Linked DNA regions of Homo sapiens: region 1 is linked to region 2. The links are chromatin contacts, found by Hi-C or POLR2A ChIA-PET in ENCODE. All regions are on one chromosome and are shown on one strand. Each heading gives the region's core, a stretch centred on a gene start or an enhancer-like site at or near the end of the contact. The rest is flanking DNA. Distances are from core to core; before and after follow the strand shown.

Region 1 (4,150 bases), core at 922-3,421, 190 kb after region 2:
TGGAGTACAGTGGCGTGCTCTCGGCTCACTGCAACCTCCCCCTCCTGGGTTCAAGCGATTCTCCTGCCTCAGCCTCCCGAGTAGCTGGGACTACAGGCACTCTCCACCACGCCCAGCTAATTTTTGTATTTTTAGTAGAAACAGGGTTTCACCATGTTGGCCAGGATGGTCTTGATCTCTTGACCTCGTGATCTGCCCACTTCAGCCTCCCAAAGTGCTGGGATTACAGGTGTGAGCCACGACACCCGGCCTATTTTTGCTACTTTCTTAGCCATAAAAGTGACATCCTGTTATTTTTATTTGATTTTCTTCTATTACTAATTATTTTAAGCATCTTTTAATATGCTTGTGAACTTTTTCTGGGATTTTTCTCTATAAATTACTGTTCATACCCTTTGTCCATTTTTGTTTTCTTGGACTTTTTGTCCTTGTTGACTGGCATGAAGTTTCTTGTATATTTTATTTTATTTATTTTCTGAGACAGGGTCTCACTCTGTCACCCAAGCTGGAGTGCAGTGGTGCAAACACAGCTCACTGCAGCCTCGAACTCCCAGGCTGAAGTGATCCTTGTGCCTCTGCCCCCCAGGTAGTTGGGACTACAGGCACTCGCCTACCATGCCCAGCTAATTTTTTTTTTTTTTTTAGTAGAGACAGGGTTTTGCCATGTTGCTGGTCTTGAACTCCTGGGCTCAAAAGATTTGCCCATTTTAGCCTTCCAAAGTGCTGGGATTACAGGTGTGAGCCACTGCTCCCAGCCCCTTGTATATTTTATTTTATTTATTTATTTATTTATTTATTTATTTTGAAGCAGAGTTTTGCTCTGTCGCCCAGGCTGGAGTTCAGTGGCATGATCTTGGCTCACTTCAACCTCTGCCTTCCCGGTTCAAGTGTGTCTCCTGCCTCAGCCTCCTGAGTAGCTGGGATTACAGGCGCCCACCACCATGCCTGGCTAATTTTTGTACTTTTAGTAGAGATGGGGTTTCACCATGTTGGCCAGGCTGGTCTCGAACTCCTGACTCAGGTGATCCCCCTGCCTCAGCCTGCCAAAGTGCTGGGATGACTTGTGAGCCACGACGGCTGGACACCTTTGTATATTTTAGATGCTGATTTCTCCTTGATTTTGAACATTGTAAATTTCTCTCCCATTTGTTACTTCTGTTATTAGGTCTGTTGTGTCTAATATGAATGTGTCTAAGTTGGGCTTCCTTGAATAGATAACCTTGATTTTGCATAATCAAACTCACCACATTTTTGGTCTTATAGTTTTGTGTAGGGTCCAGCCCTACAGGGCCTGTGGGTTTTTCTCTTCGTGTGCGGAGATGAGAGATCGTAGAAATAAAGACACAAGACGGCTGGGCGCGGTGGCTCATGCCTGTAATCCCAGCACCTTGGGAGGCTGAGATGGGCAGATCACGAGGTCAGGAGATCGAGACCATCCTGGCTAACATGGTGAAACCCCGTCTCTACTAAAAATACAAAAAAAAAATAGCCGGGCGTGGTGGCAGGCGCCTGTAGTCCCAGCTACTCGGGAGGCTGAGGCAGGAGAATGGTGTGAACCTGGGAGGCGGAGCTTGCAGTGAGACGAGATTGTGCCACTGCACTCCAGCCTGGGTGACAGAGCCAGACTGTCTCAAAAAAAAAAAAAAGAAAGAAAGACACAAGACAAAGAGATAGAAGAAAAGACAGCTGGGCCCGGGGGACCACTACCACCAAGACGCGGAGACCAGTAGTGGCCCCGAATGCCTGGCCGTGCTGTTATTTATTGTGTACAAGGCAAAGGGGCAGGGTATGGAGTGAGAGTCATCTCCAATGATAGGTAAGGTCATGTGAGTCACGTGTCCGCCAGACAGGGGGCCCTTCCCTATTTGGTAGCTGAGGCGGAGAGAAAGAGGGGACAGCTTACGTAATTATTTCTTCTATGCATTTTAAAGACTTTAGTACTTTCACTAATTCTGCTGCTGCTATCTAGAAGGTGGAGCCGAGTGCACAGGGCAGAACATGAATGCGGACCAGGAGCGTGACCACTGAAGCACAGCATCACAGGGACAGCGTTAGGCCTCTGGGTGGCTGCGGGCGGGCAAGCAGTGGTGGAGCAGAGTCTTCTTTAACTCCACCAGGAAAGGGAGACTCCCTTTCCCGGTCTGCTAAGCAACGGGTGCCTTCCCAGGCACTGGCGTTACCAGTAGACCAGGGAGCCCTCTAGTGGCCCTGTCCAGGCATAACGGAGGGCTCACACTCTTGTCTTTTGGTCACTTCTCACCGTGTCCCTTCAGCTCCTATCTCTGTATGGCCTGGTTTCTCCTAGGTTATAATTGTAGGACAAAGATTATTATAATATTGGAATAAACAGTAATGCTACAAACTAATTATTAATAATATTCATATACATATCTATAATCTATTTCTAGTATAACTATTCTTATTCTATGTATTTTCTTTATTATATTGGAACAGCTTGTGCCCTCGGTCTCTTGCCTTGGCATCTGGGTGGCTTGCCGCCCACAGTTTTGGCTTTTGAAATTTTAAGCTCTTCCCTGCTTCTAGGTCAAAAGATATTCTCCTACTTTATTTTTATTTATTTATTTATTTATTTTTTATTATTATTATTTTGAGACGGGGTCTTGCTCTGTCACCCAGGCTGGAGTGCAATGGCGCGATCTCAGCTCACTGCAACCTCCACCTCCCGGGTTCAAGCGATTCTGCTGCCTCAGCCTCCCGAGTAGCTGGGATTACAGGCACACACCACCACGCCTGGCTGATTTTTGTATTTTTAGTAGAGAGGGGGTTTCACCACGTTGGCCAGACTGGTCTCGAACTCCTGAGCTCGTGATCCACCCACCTCAGCCTCCCAAAGTGCTAGGATTACAGGCGTGAGCCACCACCCCCAGCCTATTTTTATTTTTGTTTATTTATTTATTTTTTTGAGACAGAGTCTCGCTCTGTGGCCCAGGATGGAGTGTAGTGGCGCAATCTTGGCTCGGTGCAACCTCCGCCTCCCCGAGCTCAGGCGAGGCGATTCTCCTGCCTCAGCCTCCTGAGTAGCTGGGATTACAGGTGCACACCAACATGCCTACCACATTTTTGTATTTTTTTGTAGAAACAGGGTTTACCATGTTGGCTAAGCTGATCTTGAGCTCCCGACCTCAGATGATTCGCCTGCCTCAGCCTCCCAAAGTGCTGGGATTATAGGCATGAGCCACCATGCCTGGCCTGCTCTATATGTTTTTTGGTTTTTTGGGTTTTTTTGAGACAGAGTCTTGCTCTGTCACCCAGGCTGGAGTGCAGTGGCGCAATCTCAGCTCACTACAACCTCCGCCTCCCAGTCTAAGCGATTCTCCTACTTCAGCCTCCTGAGTAGCTGGGACTGAGGGTACATGCCACCACGCCCAGCTAATTTTTGTATTTTTAGTAGAGAGGGGGTTTCACTATGTTGGCCAGACTGGTCTTGAACTCCCGATCTGAGGTGATCCAACCGCCTCGGCCTCCCACAGTGCTGGGATTACAGGCGTGAGCCGCCACGCCAGGCCTGCTCTGTGTGTTTTAATCTTCACAACAGCTCTATGAGGTAGATGCTATTTTTATCCCCATTTTACAAATGAGGAAACTGAGGCACAGAGAGGGTAAGTCACTTGAGAAAGGTCACTTAGCTGGTAAGTGGCAGAGCTGAGATTGGAGTCTGGCTACCCTATCCCTGGAGCCTGCCTTCCTGCCCACTTCTCTCTCTCTCTCTTTTTCTTTTCTTTTTTTTTTTTTTTGAGTTGGAGTCTCACTCTGTCTCCCAGGCTGGAGTGCAGTGACACGATCTCAGCTCACTGCAACCTCCACTTCCCAGGCTCAAGCAATTCTCCTGCCTCAGCCTCCCGAGTAGCTGGGATTACAGGTGTGCACCACCACACCTGACTAATTTTTATACTTTCAGTAGAGACGGCCTTTCACCATGTTGGCTGGGCTGGTCTCGAACTCCTGACCTCAAATGATCCACCTGCCTCGGCCTCTCAAAGTGCTGGGATTACAGGCGTGAGCCACTGTGCCCGGCCCCCACTTCTGTCTTTGAAGGGTAGGGATAGGGCATGAGGGCAGACGCTGTGGCTTGGAAGTGCCGTCTTGTCTACCCCCACTCTGTGCATCATGGTAAGCCCGTGAGTATTGA
Region 2 (3,942 bases), core at 1,294-3,793:
TCCCAGCACTTTGGGAGGCTGAGGTGATCAGATCGCTTGAGCCCAGAAGTTCGAGACCATCCTGGGCAACATGGCAAAACCCCATCTCTATAGAGAATACGAAAATTAGTTGGGTATGGTGGTACACACCTGCAGTCCCAGCTAATTGGGAGGCTGAGGTGGGAGGAACACCTGAGCCCAGGTAGGTTGAAGCTGCAGTGATCCGTGATCGCACACACTGCACTTCAGCCTGGACGACAGAGTGAGACCCTGTCTCAAAAACAAACAAACAAACTCTATATCTACTATAATACCATTCAGAGGTGGAAAAACATTAGACACTCACACAATCAGAGGTAAAGACCTTTCTAAATTACAGACACACAGACATACAAAGAAATAGAGCTTACAGCTTCAATTCTAAAATTTCAGACATGGGTCAAGAGTAAACACAAAAATGCAAAAACTCACCCTTCCAGATATGAAAGAGCTCTTCTCCTCCCAGTGGGCATGAAATTCTTAATTGATTTCAGCTCAAAATAGACAGAGAAATAGAATAACAAATCAGACTCTGATGTCTCTCACCCAACAGAGATTAGGTCTTTGCAAACATTAATCTCATTACAGAGATCACCATGTGATCAGACCATAAAACCAAATTCCTAGCCCAGCGCGGTGCTTCACGCCTGTAATCCCACCACTTTGGGAAGCTGAGGCGAGTCTACCACCTGAGGTCAGGAGTTCGAGACCAGTCTGGCCAACATGGAAAAACCCCGTCTCTACTAAAAATACAAAAATTAGTCGGGCATGGTGGCATGCACCTATAGTCCCAGCTACTCAGGAGGTTGAGGCAGGAGAATCACTTGAACTTGGGAGGCAGAAGTTGCAGTGAGCCGAGATCGTACCCCTGCACTCCAGCCTGGGCGGCAGAGTGAGACTTTGCCTTGAAACAACAAAAACAAACAAAGTCCCAATCAGTGATGCTAGCAATGTAAACAAATGCAAACCAAAGTAAAACACAGGATTGGTAAATGGGGAAATTACTGAAAAATGAGAAGCCAGCAAATTTCTACTGGCACTTTGGACTCATTCCTGGGAGCCAAGAAAAGATTCACCTGGGCTTCAACAGTTCATGAGGCACTCCAGTCCTGAGGTTTTCCTGGCTCAGTCATGTGATTCCATCAGGGACTTCTGCAAAGACCTGGAAAACCTTAAAACATAAAAGTAAAATCATGACTCTGATACAGATATAAAAATGAGCACATGCTAAAGATTTTATTTAATTCAAGAGGAAACAGGCAGATATTATAACTGGTTCAAAAGAGAATCTGAGGGCTGGACATGGTGGCTCATGCCTGTAATCCCAGCACTTTGGGAGGCTGAGGCGGGTGGATCACTTGAGGTCAGGAGTTTAAGACCAGCCTGGCCAACATGGTGAAACCCCCATCTCTACTAAAAATTCAAAAATTAGTCGGGCTTGGTGGTGTGCACCTGTAATCCCAGTTACTTGGGAGGCTGAGGCAGGAGAATTCCTTGAACCAGTGAGCCAAGATCTCGCCACTGAACTCCAGCATGCACAGCAGAGTGAGACCCTGTCTCAAAATTAAAAAAAAAAAGAGAGAGAGAGAGAGAATCTGAGAAACAGACATATTTTCAGATCAGGAATATTGAAATGATTATGTAAATGGAGAAATGCAGTCAAAACTGCATTTTCTCTAGTGGGGATTGTGGGAAGTCAACCAACTTCCACCAGACAGAACATAACTTGCATCGATTACCTACAGTTTTCAAAGAGGTGTAAAATACCTCAAAGATAAGGAACAGGGTTGGAATCAAGTAACATGGCTTTCTAAATGTGCTTCGTTTTCCATTAAGACGCAAATTTCTTCTTCTGCTTGCCTCATCCTCTTCAGGAAGTAGAGTTCTGGCTAATTTTTTTCTTCTTTCAATTCTGTACATATTCTCTGAGTTTTCTAGCTATCACTAATTCAAAGTGATTTGGAAAAGCTGGAATTCTTTTTCTCCTTGTTGGGGCGAGGATGGTATCCTGTCCCAGGCTAATCCTCTATTATTTCATCCATGGGCTCTATTTACTGAAGTTTTCGTTAAATGTGTCATTGTGATCATAAGCTAGCATGATGCACCCTCTTGTTCCATTTGTCACGGTTGCACATGGACATTGATTTTAAGCCTTGAGCTCTCCGGTAAGGCAGGACTGGCCCAGGCATGGTCTACGAGATGCTACAGGAAGCAGAGACTTTCTAGACGTTCCCTTAAAGATAGTCAAGACATCCCCATGAAGACGTTCCCTTAAACTAAGGAGAAATTTGAGTCTGGGGTTCGGCGTTGCCAATTCTCTTAGCATAGAGCCTCTTAACCGCTAGACCAGATAGAGACATTTCAAATGGCTCCTAAATTTGGGGAGCGCGTAGGCTCATGGGAAATAGAGTCACGGTATTTGTCCTGGGACCGGCGGCGGGTCCCGGGAGGCGGACTTCCGGTGCATTCCTGCGCATGTGCACCCCTCTCTGTGTGCGTGTTCGCGCATGCGCGCCGCGGCCGCAGTGCCCTCGCTTCCTGTGCGTCCCCAGGTCACCGCTCGCCCTAGTTCCCAGGCTTTGGCCTCCGGTGGGCGAGAATCGCGGAGCCTGCGGGGCTGGGCGCCGAAGAGCCGGGCCGGCACCCAAGCGGGCGCGGGGCTGTGCGGGCCAGGCGGAGGCTCAAGCGGGGATCCCCGAGCACGACCCCCGGAGCCGACGGCGCTGGGGCCCAAGGGGCCGGCCGGGCGGTGACGACGGCGGAGGCGAAGGGGCGGCGGGACCCGGGCCCGGCCCGTGTGCGTCCTCGACGGCCCGGCCCCGGCTCCGCAGGACGGTGAGCCCCAGGGAGACGGATCTGGGCTCCGGGAGGGACGCCCCGCCTGGATTTGTCCCGTAGGCCCGGCCCGGGCCCCTCTGGAGCAGAACGGCCTTGGTGAGGTGGACAGGAAGGGACCTCGCGAGCAGACGCGCGCCCGCGACAGCAATCCCGCCCCGGCCTGTCGGGAGCGGTGGGGCAGAGGCTGCGGAGCCCCAGGAGGGTAAGTCGTGGGTTTGCGGGCCCGGGGCGAGAAGGGCCTGGGTGAAGTCACCGCGTGTAGGGCACCTTAGAGTGAGGGACAGTGGAAGGTCTCGATCGCTTGCAGGAGTGACGTGTGTTTGGGTTTGAAGGCAGGGTCCGGCGAGGACGAGGCTTACGGGGGCGTGGGGGGTGTCACCAGCCTCAGCTGCGGACGTTGTCTCCACTCCCCCCTCACCCCAGCAGCCCTTCCTCCTCTCTCTGCTCCAGATTGCTACCGTATCTAAACGTCCGTCAGCACCTCTGTTCTCTCATTTAAGTGCTGATTCCCCCTTAGGTCTGCTCTTGTGGAATCATACGTTGTAGTGCAGGAACAGCCTGCAGGAACTATCTCTTGCTGCCTCATTTGCTAGGGGAAGGGCCTTAGCAGGTGGGTGACTTGTCCGAGGTTTTGTGGGTGGAGTTGCTCATAGTAGAACTCTGGAGTTTTATCTCCCAGGCCAGTGTTCTGTCCCCCGTATCCTAGTTAAGTGAGCGTAAGTTCTTCAATAAAAGATCCTTTTGAGTAGCACACTGAAGTTTCTGCAAATAAAGACTCAATTATGCCGACTGTATTCCTTTATTTAGGGCATCCTGTGGATTTTCTGATCTTTATTTAAAAGAGTAAGAAAATAGATGAGTATTACAGAATTCATTTTTTGTTGTTTGTTTTTTGTTTGTTTGTTTGTTTGTTTTTGAGACAAGTTTCGCTTTGTTGCCCAGGCTGGAGTGCAATGGTGCCATCCCAGCTCACTGCAACCTCCGCCTCCCGGGTTCAAGCGATTCTCCTGCCTCAGCCTCCCGAGTAGCTGGGGTTACAGGCGCCCGCCACCACGCCCAGCTAATTTTTGTATTTTTACTAGACAT

What was found. A loop is a pair of places that touch in the nucleus more often than their neighbours do. ChIA-PET counts read pairs that join two places held with the same protein, here RNA polymerase II (POLR2A). Pooled maps may share reads with other maps.
Region 1: a loop to region 2 is called in a pooled map, with 3 times the contacts of the local background. The contact joins the enhancer-like site here to the promoter of ZNF12 in region 2. A Hi-C loop is called at or near these places in 6 of 168 maps with a recorded cell type or tissue (B cell, CD4-positive, alpha-beta T cell, ascending aorta and 2 more), 2 of 37 single-sample maps with no recorded cell type and 14 of 50 pooled maps. POLR2A ChIA-PET finds 5 or more read pairs at or near these places in 3 of 52 experiments (Caco-2, MCF 10A and activated B cell).

The regions. Positions count from the first base shown.
Region 1 is chr7:6,514,557-6,518,706 of GRCh38, reverse strand. All of the region lies in intron 7 of GRID2IP (Grid2 interacting protein), which reads left to right. It overlaps LOC101927325 (a long non-coding RNA gene), which reads right to left. Exons shown (of 5, transcript XR_007060200.1): 5 at 1,672-2,301. Among named protein-coding and RNA genes, the nearest start is that of KDELR2, 32 kb to the right of the region's middle. Within about 2 kb of position 2,171, at least 2 of the 41 ENCODE cell types and tissues checked have a DNase peak (open chromatin) inside an H3K27ac peak, as active enhancers do.
Region 2 is chr7:6,705,548-6,709,489 of GRCh38, reverse strand. It overlaps ZNF12 (zinc finger protein 12), which reads left to right and starts at 2,543. Exons shown (of 5, transcript NM_016265.4): 1 at 2,543-3,058. RefSeq lists an enhancer at 2,375-2,874 and a silencer at 2,568-2,927.